Linked DNA regions of Homo sapiens: region 2 is linked to region 1. Evidence: chromatin contacts called from ENCODE Hi-C or POLR2A ChIA-PET data. All regions are on one chromosome and are shown on one strand. The core of a region is the stretch at or near the end of the contact, and the rest is flanking DNA. Distances in the headings are between cores, read along the strand shown. Region 1 holds the start of FAM117B (family with sequence similarity 117 member B). Region 2 holds the start of CREB1 (cAMP responsive element binding protein 1).

What was found. A loop is a pair of places that touch in the nucleus more often than their neighbours do. ChIA-PET counts read pairs that join two places held with the same protein, here RNA polymerase II (POLR2A). Pooled maps may share reads with other maps.
Region 2: a loop to region 1 is called in a pooled map, with 21 times the contacts of the local background. The contact joins the promoter of CREB1 here to the promoter of FAM117B in region 1. A Hi-C loop is called at or near these places in 5 of 50 pooled maps. POLR2A ChIA-PET finds 5 or more read pairs at or near these places in 2 of 52 experiments (CD8-positive, alpha-beta memory T cell and activated naive CD4-positive, alpha-beta T cell).

Annotation. Positions count from the first base shown.
Region 1 is chr2:202,632,474-202,637,669 of GRCh38, forward strand. FAM117B (family with sequence similarity 117 member B) reads left to right here and starts at 2,496. Exons shown (of 8, transcript NM_173511.4): 1 at 2,496-3,315. The coding sequence starts at 2,715. RefSeq lists silencers at 2,534-2,763, 2,954-3,003, 3,104-3,543.
Region 2 is chr2:207,527,896-207,533,091 of GRCh38, forward strand. It overlaps CREB1 (cAMP responsive element binding protein 1), which reads left to right and starts at 2,067. Exons shown (of 8, transcript NM_004379.5): 1 at 2,067-2,239. LOC124907970 (a long non-coding RNA gene) reads right to left here and starts at 1,702. Exons shown (of 3, transcript XR_007088060.1): 1 at 1,541-1,702; 2 at 622-718. RefSeq lists silencers at 1,436-1,615, 2,286-2,415, 2,446-2,495, 3,206-3,375 and enhancers at 1,636-1,835, 2,096-2,195, 3,784-4,285, 4,286-4,785.

The sequences.
Region 1 (5,196 bases), core at 1,246-3,745:
CTGGCTCTGTCGTCCAGGCTGCAGTGCAGTGGCGAGATCTCCGTTCACTGCAGCCTCTGACTTCCGGGTTTCAAGCTATTCTCTTGCCTCAGCCTCCTGAGTAGCTGGGATTATAGGCATGTGCCATCATGCCTGGCTAATTTTGTATTTTTAGTAGAGACAGGGTTTCGCCATGTTGGCCAGGCTGATCTCGAACACCTGACCTCAAGTGATCTGCCTTGGCCTCCCAAAGTGCTGGGATTACATCCTTATTTAAAGGCATATCTTGTCTATCCATGCTTTTCAGACCAGACTTGGCTCTTTGCATGGATCCTGCTGGCAGTTTCCTGTATGTTCCTATCCAGTGAGAAGCTGTTTTTGGCCTCACACCAGGCTGTAGGGGCCAGATAGTGACGTCAGATCTATCCAGAGCACCAGCCAACTTAAGGCAGGTTCCTGGGCTAAGGGGCTGGGGCTTTCTCTGTGGAGGGGGAGAGAGGAGGAGAAAGGGGAATGGATGGTAAGGAGAGATGTGGGTCTCTGAATCACATGGAGACTCTGGAAGTGCTGACCATCTTCTACACACCACATTCTCATATCATCCTTGGTTAATAATCATAACAACAGTATGAAGCACATGGTACTGTTTAACTGCATTTTACAGATAAGGAGACTGGCTAGTGATCCACTCAAGGTCACAGAGTAAGTGGTGGTCATGGGATTTTAATTTCCTCTCTAGGTCTTTTTTTTTTAATTTTTTTTTTTTTTAAGACAGAGTTTCGCTCTTGTTGCCCAGGCTGGAGTGCAATGGAACGATCTCGGCTCCTTCCAACCTCTGCCTCCCGGGTTCAAGCGATTCTCCTGCCTCAGCCTCCCGAGTAGCTGAGATTACAGGCATGTGCCACCACGCCCGGCTAATTTTGTATTTTTAGTAGAGACGGGGTTTCCTCCATGTTGGTCAAGCTGGTCTCGAACTCCCGACCTCAGGTGATCCGCCCGCCTCAGCCTCTCAAAGTGCTGGGATTACAGGCATGAGCCACCACACCCGGCCTCCTCTCTAGGTCTTTAAAAGCCTTCCACCTCACGCCTGTAATTCCAGCATTTTTGGAGGCCGAGGTGGGCGGATCATGAGATCAAGAGATCAAGACCACCCTGGCCAACATGGTGAAACCGCCTCTTTACTAAAAACAGAAAAATTACGGGGCGTGGCGGCACGCGCCTGTAATCCCAGCTACTTGGGAGGCGGAGGCAGGAGAATTGCTTGAACGCGGGAGGCGGAGGTTGCACTGAGCCGAGATTCGAGCCAGTGCACTCCGCCACTGCACTCCAGCCTAGGTGACAGAGAGAGACTTCTTCTCAAAAAAAAAAAAAAAAGGCCTTCCACCACCGCGCAAAGGGACCCAGTAGGATTTCAGGTCCAGAGTGAATCATACTATGCCCTCCACTCCCACATTTTTACACGACGAAATCTGTCTAGCATGTACAACTAATAAAAATAGTAGAGGGAAAAGAGGTCATGGATAGGCAATTTATAGCCAGACAGGTGGGAGTGTAGGTTTTGGCTCCACCATTTTTTATTTTCTTGATGAGGAGCCCTTTAGGTCATTTTAGAAATAGTGTCACTGCCTGCCTTCCCGAGTCTTTGCCACACCAAAGACTTGTTTCCTCCGCTAGACAAAAATATGGATGGCTGTCCCAGTTCTGTCTCAAACAATGATCGTGTAGAATCAAATAAGGCCCTCTGTAAACTATAGCACTTTACAAACTGGTAAGGTAGCAGCCATCCTTCCAAGGTATCAGGGAACAGCGAAGCAGCTGATTAAAATAGTCTTGATTACTTGAGATACAGGAGGGTAGGAATAACATGTGGTAACTGAACTCTATAGATACTATCTAAAATCGCATTCTAACAGGCAAGTTTAATCTTTCTGAGATTTGCCTCTTTGTAGAGCTCTAAAAAATAAAAGGAGAGGGGCGTAAAATGCCAGTAAGATTAGTTAAATTTCTTCTCCTTTTGAGCCCTGCCCATAGGTAGATGGAATTAGGGCAGAACAAAAACATTAAGAATAAAAGCCCGAACGAGATGCGCGTACAGGTGAACACAAGTGAACACTGGGGTAAGGAAATGAGTTATGCGGAAAAGGCTTCAGACCATCCCTGGGAACTGCTCCGGGTCTGGACATTTCCTTTGGCAACCTTCCAGAGTCTGAGTCCCCAGGGCTCCCCCCGGCGGGAAAGGAAAGGCGCGCGTGGCTAGGCGCGCGCGTACACGGGCACTCACGTGTACACACACACGCGCGCACACTACACATACACACAGGGCCCATTTCCTCCGCTCCCTCCCCGCGGGGGGCGGGTCTCTTTCTCTTTAAAGAGCAGACGGTCTCCGCGCACACCCAGGCTCTCAAGGCCTCGGGGGCCCGGGACCCGAGCTGCTCGTAGCCAATGGGAGCAGTGGAGCGGCTCGAGCGCGGCTGACGCTGCACCAATGGGCGATCGTGGGGGGCGGGGGCAGCAGAGGAGACACTATTGTTGATGAGGAGCGGCGGCGGCGGCGGCGGCGGCTGCACCACCTCGTTGCTGCCTGCCCCGGCCCGGTCTCCCCCTGCACCCCGGAGTCCGGCTTCGTCACCCCGTCTTGGGGGGCCTGCCCTCCGGCCTCGAGAATCCTCCCCCTGCAGCCCAACAACAACAAAACCCCCCGTCTCGCCCAGTCACCGGGGAGGGGGGGGACCATGTCCCAGCGGGTGAGGCGCAATGGGTCCCCCACGCCGGCCGGCTCCCTTGGGGGTGGTGCGGTGGCCACGGCCGGGGGACCCGGGAGCCGCTTGCAGCCCATGAGGGCGACGGTTCCGTTCCAGCTGAAGCAGCAGCAGCAGCAGCAACATGGCAGCCCCACGCGGAGCGGCGGCGGCGGCGGCGGCAACAACAACGGTGGCTGCTGTGGTGGCGCCTCAGGCCCCGCAGGCGGCGGCGGCGGCGGTGGCCCGCGCACCGCCTCGCGCAGCACCAGCCCCACGCGCGGCGGCGGGAACGCGGCCGCGCGCACCAGCCCCACGGTGGCCACGCAGACGGGCGCGTCCGCGACGTCCACGCGAGGCACCAGCCCCACGCGCAGCGCCGCGCCTGGAGCTCGCGGGAGCCCCCCACGGCCGCCGCCGCCGCCGCCGCTGCTGGGCACCGTGTCGTCGCCCAGCTCGTCGCCCACCCACCTGTGGACCGGCGAGGTGAGCGCGGCCCCACCCCCAGCCCGCGTCCGGCATCGGAGGAGGTCTCCGGAGCAGAGCCGAAGCTCGCCGGAGAAGAGGAGCCCCAGCGCCCCGGTTTGCAAAGCAGGTAAGTGCTGGGGGTCGCGCAGCAAGGGGGAGGCGGCTGCGGGAAGGGGTCCCGGGCGCGCGCTGCAATCGCGCGGGGACTGCAGAGCTGCCGCGGAGCCCGGGTGGCTGGGGGCGGGGCTGGGGGCGGTGCCGGGCGGTGGGGGACCCGGCAGTGCGGCCCCGCCTTTCCCGGGCCTACCCTACGCCCCGCCCGCCCGCCCGCCTCATTCACCCCTCTGCCCGCCCCGCACGGCTCCCTGGTGGTGGAGGTGCAGCGGCTAAACCTTGGGCTTGAGCTGATGAGTGTTAATGATAAACCTGGCTTCCTGGCCTTACTCCTGGAGGAGTCGTTACTGCTTACCCTCCCTTGAGGGTGAGGCTAGGAGTGGTTTGTCACTTTGTTTTAGGGACAAGGTTAATGTTGGCATAGCCCATATCTGCTGCTGCTAAGTATTTCTGTTCACAAAACAGTTTCAGATCTGGGGTACTGAATGCATTAGCAGTGGCAGATTTGGATCACTGAACAGAGGAGGCTGAGAACCGTGTTTTAGCATTTCCTAAGACTTGATAAATGGGTAGCAAGAAGTGAAAATTAAACAAGATTCCTTAGGAAGGTTTATGGGTTTTGTCTGAGGCTCTGGGTGTATTTCTGATTTTGTGTACTGATTCTGTGTTTTGAATGTAGAAAAACAGAATCCAGTGTTTTGTCTCCATCTTGTTATTGTTTTAGGGAGCTAACATTCGTTGTTTTTCTGTTTACCTGGAAGCTTTCTTGGGGAAGGTCCTGAATGGAGCTGTTGGGTGCCAATGGAGTCATTCATAAAGAGTAACTCAAAAGAGAAATTCAAATTGTGGGAAGTGGAAAGGAATAAAATTTATAATCTTGTTGCCTTAAGGAAAGAAATGGGTGGTTTTTACTTACGTATTCATTTTTGTCAACATATATCTTTGTCTTTCCTTGTCTGGGGAACTTCTGTTAGAATTTTCCAGGCAGAATGGTTGGGAATTTCAGGAAACAAATTCAGATGAAATAGTTTCCGAAATGGAAGGAATAGGATGACTCTTTCTTACTATTTATTTTATGAAAGTTTTAGATAATACTTATTTAGAGAGAATTGCCCTGGAAAATGATGAATAGTATTTTCTTTTTTTGAGACAGAGTTTCTGTTGCCCAGGCTGGAGTGCAGTTACACGATCTCGGCTTACTGCAGCCTCCAACTCCCGGGTTCAAACGATTCTGCCTCAGTCTCCTGAGTAGCTGGGATTACAGGCGACCGCCACCATGCCCGGCTAATTTTTGTATTTTTAGTAGAGACAGGGTTTCACCATGTTGGCCAGGCTGGTCTCGAACTCCTGACCTCAGGTGAAACGCCCGCCTTGGCTTCCCAGAATGCTGGGATTACAGGCATGCGCCACTGCGCCCGGCCCGAATAGTGTTTTCTAATTAGAACCAGAGCACTGTTTTATTTATGTATTTATTTTTATTTATATTTTTATTTATTTTTTGAGACGGAGTCTTGCTCAGCTGCCCAGGCTGGAGTGCAGTTATGTGATCTCGGCTCACTGCAACCATGGTCTCCTGGGTTCAAGCGATTCTCCTATCTCAGCCTCCCGAGTAGCTGGGATTACAGGCACCCGCCATCATGCCCGGCTAATTTTTGTATTTTAGTAGAGATGGGGTTTCACCATGTTTGCCAGGATGGTTTGGAACTCCTGACCTTATGTGATCTGCCCGCCTTGGCCTCCCAAAGTGCTAGGATTGCCCAGCCCAGAGCACTATTTTAAACCTTTTGAGAATGCAGAATGCTTTTCTAAAACTGTGATAAAAGTACTAGATTTCCCCTCCCTGCTTCATAACCTCTGTCACCTACTGAACTCTTACTATTTGGCAGGTGGTTTT
Region 2 (5,196 bases), core at 817-3,316, 4.9 Mb after region 1:
CTATGAATGTAGGATTCCAGAGCAAGATCTAGGCTTGAGTTATGGATTGAAGAGTCTTTGACAGAGGGTATTTGATGCTGCTGGGAGAGCATAAGACCACCTAGGAAAGTGTATGGGGAGACTCAGTAAGAGGGCCAGGGTTCAGCTCAGCATGATTCCAATGTGTAAGAGGTAGATCAAGGAGGAGCTGGTTGTTAAAGAGCAAACTCAGGTAGGGAGGAAACCTGGGACATAAGACCAGAGGGAAGAGGGTATTTGGAAGCAACTGTGGTCAATCGCGTCAAATACTGGGATGAGGGCTTGTAAAATGAGGACTGAAAATGATCCGCTGCATTTACAGTCATGAAGCTTGTCTGTGGACAATTCAGAGCCACTTCAGGTGAGCGGTGGGGACACTGGAGAGGGCTGGGAGGTGGGACATGAAAGACTGTCCATGGGGTAAGAGACAGCTGCAGTTGTTGGAGAGCAATTTAGGGAGAAGAGAAATCTTTTTAAAGAATTGAAAGACTTAAGCATGTTTAAATACCAGTAAGAAAGAGCCGGTAGAGAAGGAAAGGTTGAGAGTAACAGAAGGAAAGGAGACTCGTTAAGGGCAAAGTCCATAAGAAAACAGTAGGGTACCTGGAGTACCAGGAAGGACAACTCTTTCTTTACAAGAGAAGTGAGTCATGGGCGGAGTCCAGAATCGAACCCTCTCTGCTTCCTAAAGACACGTCTCCTTTAAAGGACAGAAAAAGAATGATTAAGACTTGAGGCCGGGCGCGGTGGCTCATACGTGTAACCCCACCACTTTAGGAGGCCGAGGCGGGTGGATTACCTGAGGTCAGGAGTTCCATACCAGCCTGGCCAACATGGTGAAACCCCGTCTCTACTAACAACACAAAAATTAGCCAGGTGTGGTGGCAGGTGCCTGTAATCCCAGCTACTAGGGAGGCTGAGGCAGGAGAATCGCTCGAAACCGGGAGGCGGAGGTTGCAGTGAGCCGAGATCGTGCCACTGCACTCCAGCCTGGGCGACAAGGGCTAGACTCCGTCTCATTAAAAAAAAAAAAAAAAAAAAAAAGACTTGAAACCCCAAGGAGAGGGCTGCAGAGTTCACTATCAAGGAGAATGGGGACCTAGTGGTGCCGTCCTGAGAGACCTCTGAAAGAACAATTCAGTAGTTTCCAGCCACGGAAGTCCCCCTGCTGGGTTTAGGGTGCAGTGGGTGCGAATCCCTGCTGTAGAAAACAGGCTGAGGAAAGAAAGCGACACAGGATGTTGTCTGGAGAAAGGCGGGGAGGTAGGATGGGGCATATTTCCAGGGGTCCGGGCAGGTTGTGTGGCTTGGAGGCCTCCGAGGGCCGTCGACGTCAGCCATGGTCCGGGCAGAGCCCCGCAAGGTGCCACAGTATCGGGGCCAGCGCCCCCCGGAAAAGCATGCTCCGCTGGCGGCCGCCAGGTTTCTCCGCGGAGTCTCGGAAAGGAAAACCCGTCCCCACGGGGGTCCCACGACGCCCCCGGGTCCCAGGCCCCGGGACGTTGGCAGAGGCGCAGCAGACCTTCTTCCCCAGCCCGCACGGCTCCAGCGGTCCGGCCGCGTCCCAGCCCGGGCTGCCCGTCCCCCGTCTCCCGGCGGCGTCGGAAAGTTCCCGGGGCTGGCGGCGGTCAAGAGCAGAGCCAGGGCAGCCGCAGCCGCCTTCTAGCCCGCCGCTCACCGCCGCAGGGGCAGGCCTGAGCGGGGGTTTCCACCAAGTCGCCGACACCCCTCGGGAATTCCCCCACTGGGCCACACACAAACCCCGCTTCCTCCTTCAAATTTCCGCTGCCGGCTTTACCGATGCGAAAGCCGCGGTGGAGTTTAGACCACTCCTCCCGGCGCCGGGCTCAGCCCGCCTTCGCCTTCCCTCTCCCCGCGGAACCCCTTCTCGTCGCCCGAAGAAACCCGAAGGTCTTCGGCAAGTTCCGTCCCCAGCGCGGGGGCGGGGCCGCTCGAGCTGCTCCGGGCCTAGCTCGGCTGTTTCCGTGCGCGGCCGCTGCGCACTCGGCACTGGGCGGCGCTGGCTGGCTCCCTGGCTGCGGCTCCTCAGTCGGCGGCGGCTGCTGCTGCCTGTGGCCCGGGCGGCTGGGAGAAGCGGAGTGTTGGTGAGTGACGCGGCGGAGGTGTAGTTTGACGCGGTGTGTTACGTGGGGGAGAGAATAAAACTCCAGCGAGATCCGGGCCGTGAACGAAAGCAGTGACGGAGGAGCTTGTACCACCGGTAAGAGGAGCAGGAGGAGGAGGCAGGAGCCAGAGAGAGCCGGGGGGACGGAGGGGGGACGGGGAGGCGCCGGACACCCGCGCTTGGGGCCTTCCCCTCGCAGGAGGGGCCGCGGTAAAGATGGAGCCTCCGCCCGAGCCCCACAACATCGCCGCCGCTCGCAGCGAACAAAGAATAATGGCGGCGGACTGGAGCCAGCGGCGGCCGGGGCGGCAGCGACTCTGCCTGCAGCCAGCGGCGGCGCTCATGGCGGGGGGCGGCGGGCGGCGGGCGGCGGGCGGGGTGGGAGCCGGCGGCCGGGGGTGTGTGCGGGCGGCCGGCCGCGGCGAGCTGGCGCCCGCGTTCCCGCCGCCGCCGCCGGGCCGGGCGCGGAGCCGGGAACCCGGAGCCGCCCCGGGGGAGGCCGCCCGCTCGGCCCGGCGCTGCCCCCCGCGCCGCTCGCTCGTCCGGCCCCCGCCGCCCGCCTCGCCCCCGGCCCGACCCGGCCGGGCCTCCGGGGCAGCCGCCGCCTAGGTGCCGGTGGGGGATGGAGGAGGAAGAAGGCGACAGTTGAGGGCAGAGGAGGTGAAGGTGCCTGCTGCCTTCCCGGTGGCTTCGGTGCCTGCCATGCCCGCTTCGCAAGGGGAAGAGCTGCAACGTCTGACCTACTCTTCTCTCCACTCTTTGTGCAATAAAGTTCGAAACCCAAGGTTTCCTCTCGTGCTGTATTTTATTCGTGCCCTTTCCCCCCCGCTCCTACACCGTTGAGGAAATGCTGCTTTCTGCCCTGTGTTGCTTAGTTGAGAGATGAGAGCTTGTGCTTTTGGGGGGAATTTTTGACTCCCTCACCCCTTTGCTTTTTTTTTTTTTTTAAAGTCAGTCATGGAAATGCATGCTTTTTGGGAGAAAGGGTGCTAAGAAAAACATTTATAATAACTTTTTAAACTGTTGGGATCTTATAAAAGGGAAGCTGGTGTTTGAAAACAGTTTCGGTTTTAACCCTTTTTAATAAGGTAATCATCACTTGAGATCTATCATTCTGAAACACTTCGTTGGAACGAGTATCAGCCGATGTACTCTTGTTTTACATCATTTCGCGGGGTGCAACCTTGCCAACCGCGTTTGGGTCATCTGGATCTCCCCTCACCCTCCGTCCCACTCCCCCTACCATATTTCCCACGAATTTCTGTGTGAACTTTAATGAGAGATTGATTTAATACTACTACTAAAAATAGACATTAAAGTATCCATTATTTGTCTCATGCAGTAGGTAACCCCCGTCTTGAGATTGACAATTTAAGCCACAAGCTGTATTTTTTCTTCGCCTGTTGGGAAAAGAGGACAGCAGAAAAGTCATTGACACATTAAAAATTAAAAGACAGTTTTTGAAGGACGTGCGGTATGACCTATTTAAGTTTGTAATACCATCTCAAGTTATAATTCTAACCTCAGCTGGCGTCTAACTTCTGAAGGTTTAGTAGAAGATACTTTTGATTGCTGCCTATTGAAATCTTTTACATTTATGGCTCATTTCGTGATTTAAAAGTAAAGCCCCGAACAGTTATTTTAGGTGGTGCAAAAGACGAACAAGTTTGTTTTAAAAATACTTGTCTGTCACTGTATGATTGCATTGTGATTGATACGTACAAACCTTCTGGTTAAGAACAAATATTGATTGGCAGCAGAAGCACTGTCTTATTTTTCTGTATTCTAGTCACTTTTCCAAAACGTGCTTTGCTGTATTGCTTCTCTTTAAAAGACCACATTGGCAATTTGTCATTTCCAAGAAAATTAAGAAGAGGCAATAAAGGCAGGTTTTCTATAAAGATTGGGGAAATGATTTTATTTCCGAGCACTGAAAAAATTATAGTATTGATAATGGTAGCTTACCATTTTTCCTTTATGTTGTTCCGCAAGCCACTATCAGTAGAGTAGAATTTTTTTTCTTGTTAAGAATATAAGTCGGGCGCGGTGGCTGAGGCCTGTAATCCCAGCACTTGGGGGGTCGAGGCGGGCGGATCACTTGAGGTCAGGAGTGCAAGACCAGCCTGGCCAACATGATGAAACCCCATCTCTACTAAAAATACAAAAATTAGCCGGGTGTGGTGGCACGCGCCTGTAATCCCAGCTACTCGGGGGGCTGGGGTTGCAGTGAATTGAGATCGTGCCATGCACTTCAGCCTGGGCGACACAGCAAGACTCCGTCTCAAAGAAAAAAAAAAAAAAGAAAGAATATATGACTCTTCATTTGTGAGATTTTTAAAAAATTGTTCACTGATGGCCGAGTGCGGTGGCTCACATCTGTAATCCCAGCACTTTGGGAAGCCGAGGCAGGCGGCTCACGAGGTCAAGAGATCGAGACCATCCTGGCTAACATGGTGAAACCCCGTCTCTACTAAAAATACAAAAATTAGCTGGGTGTCGTGGCGCGTGCTTGTAATCCCAGCTACTAGGGTAGCTGAGGCAGGAGAATCTCTTGAGCCCAGGAGGTGGAGATTGCAGTGAGCCGAGATCGCGCCACTGCCCTCCAGCCTGGTGACAGCGAGACCCCATCTCAAAAAAAAAAAAGTTTACTGATAAGTTCTTTCTTTAGTCTTGCCCGAGAGATATTTTAAATTGTATTTTTTATTTTTATTTTTATTTATTTGTTTTTTTGAGACGGAGTTTGGCCCTTATTGCCCAGGCTGGAGTGCAGTGGGCTGGTCTCGGCTCACTCACTGCAAGCTCCGCCTCCCGGGTTCAAGCAATTCTCCTGCCCCAGCCCCCCGAGTAGCTGGGATTACAGGTGTGAGCCACCGCGCCCGGCCTGTTTTATTATTTATACATTCATAATTTGTGATTCTTAGCAATTCCAGGTGAAACTTCAAACTTGTATTCATTAATACTTGAACATTCACCTGGAACATGTTACTAAATTGTACTTCTGCACTGTTCCAGCCATGGATAAAAATTACAGCTGGATCTGCTTGAATCTTTTT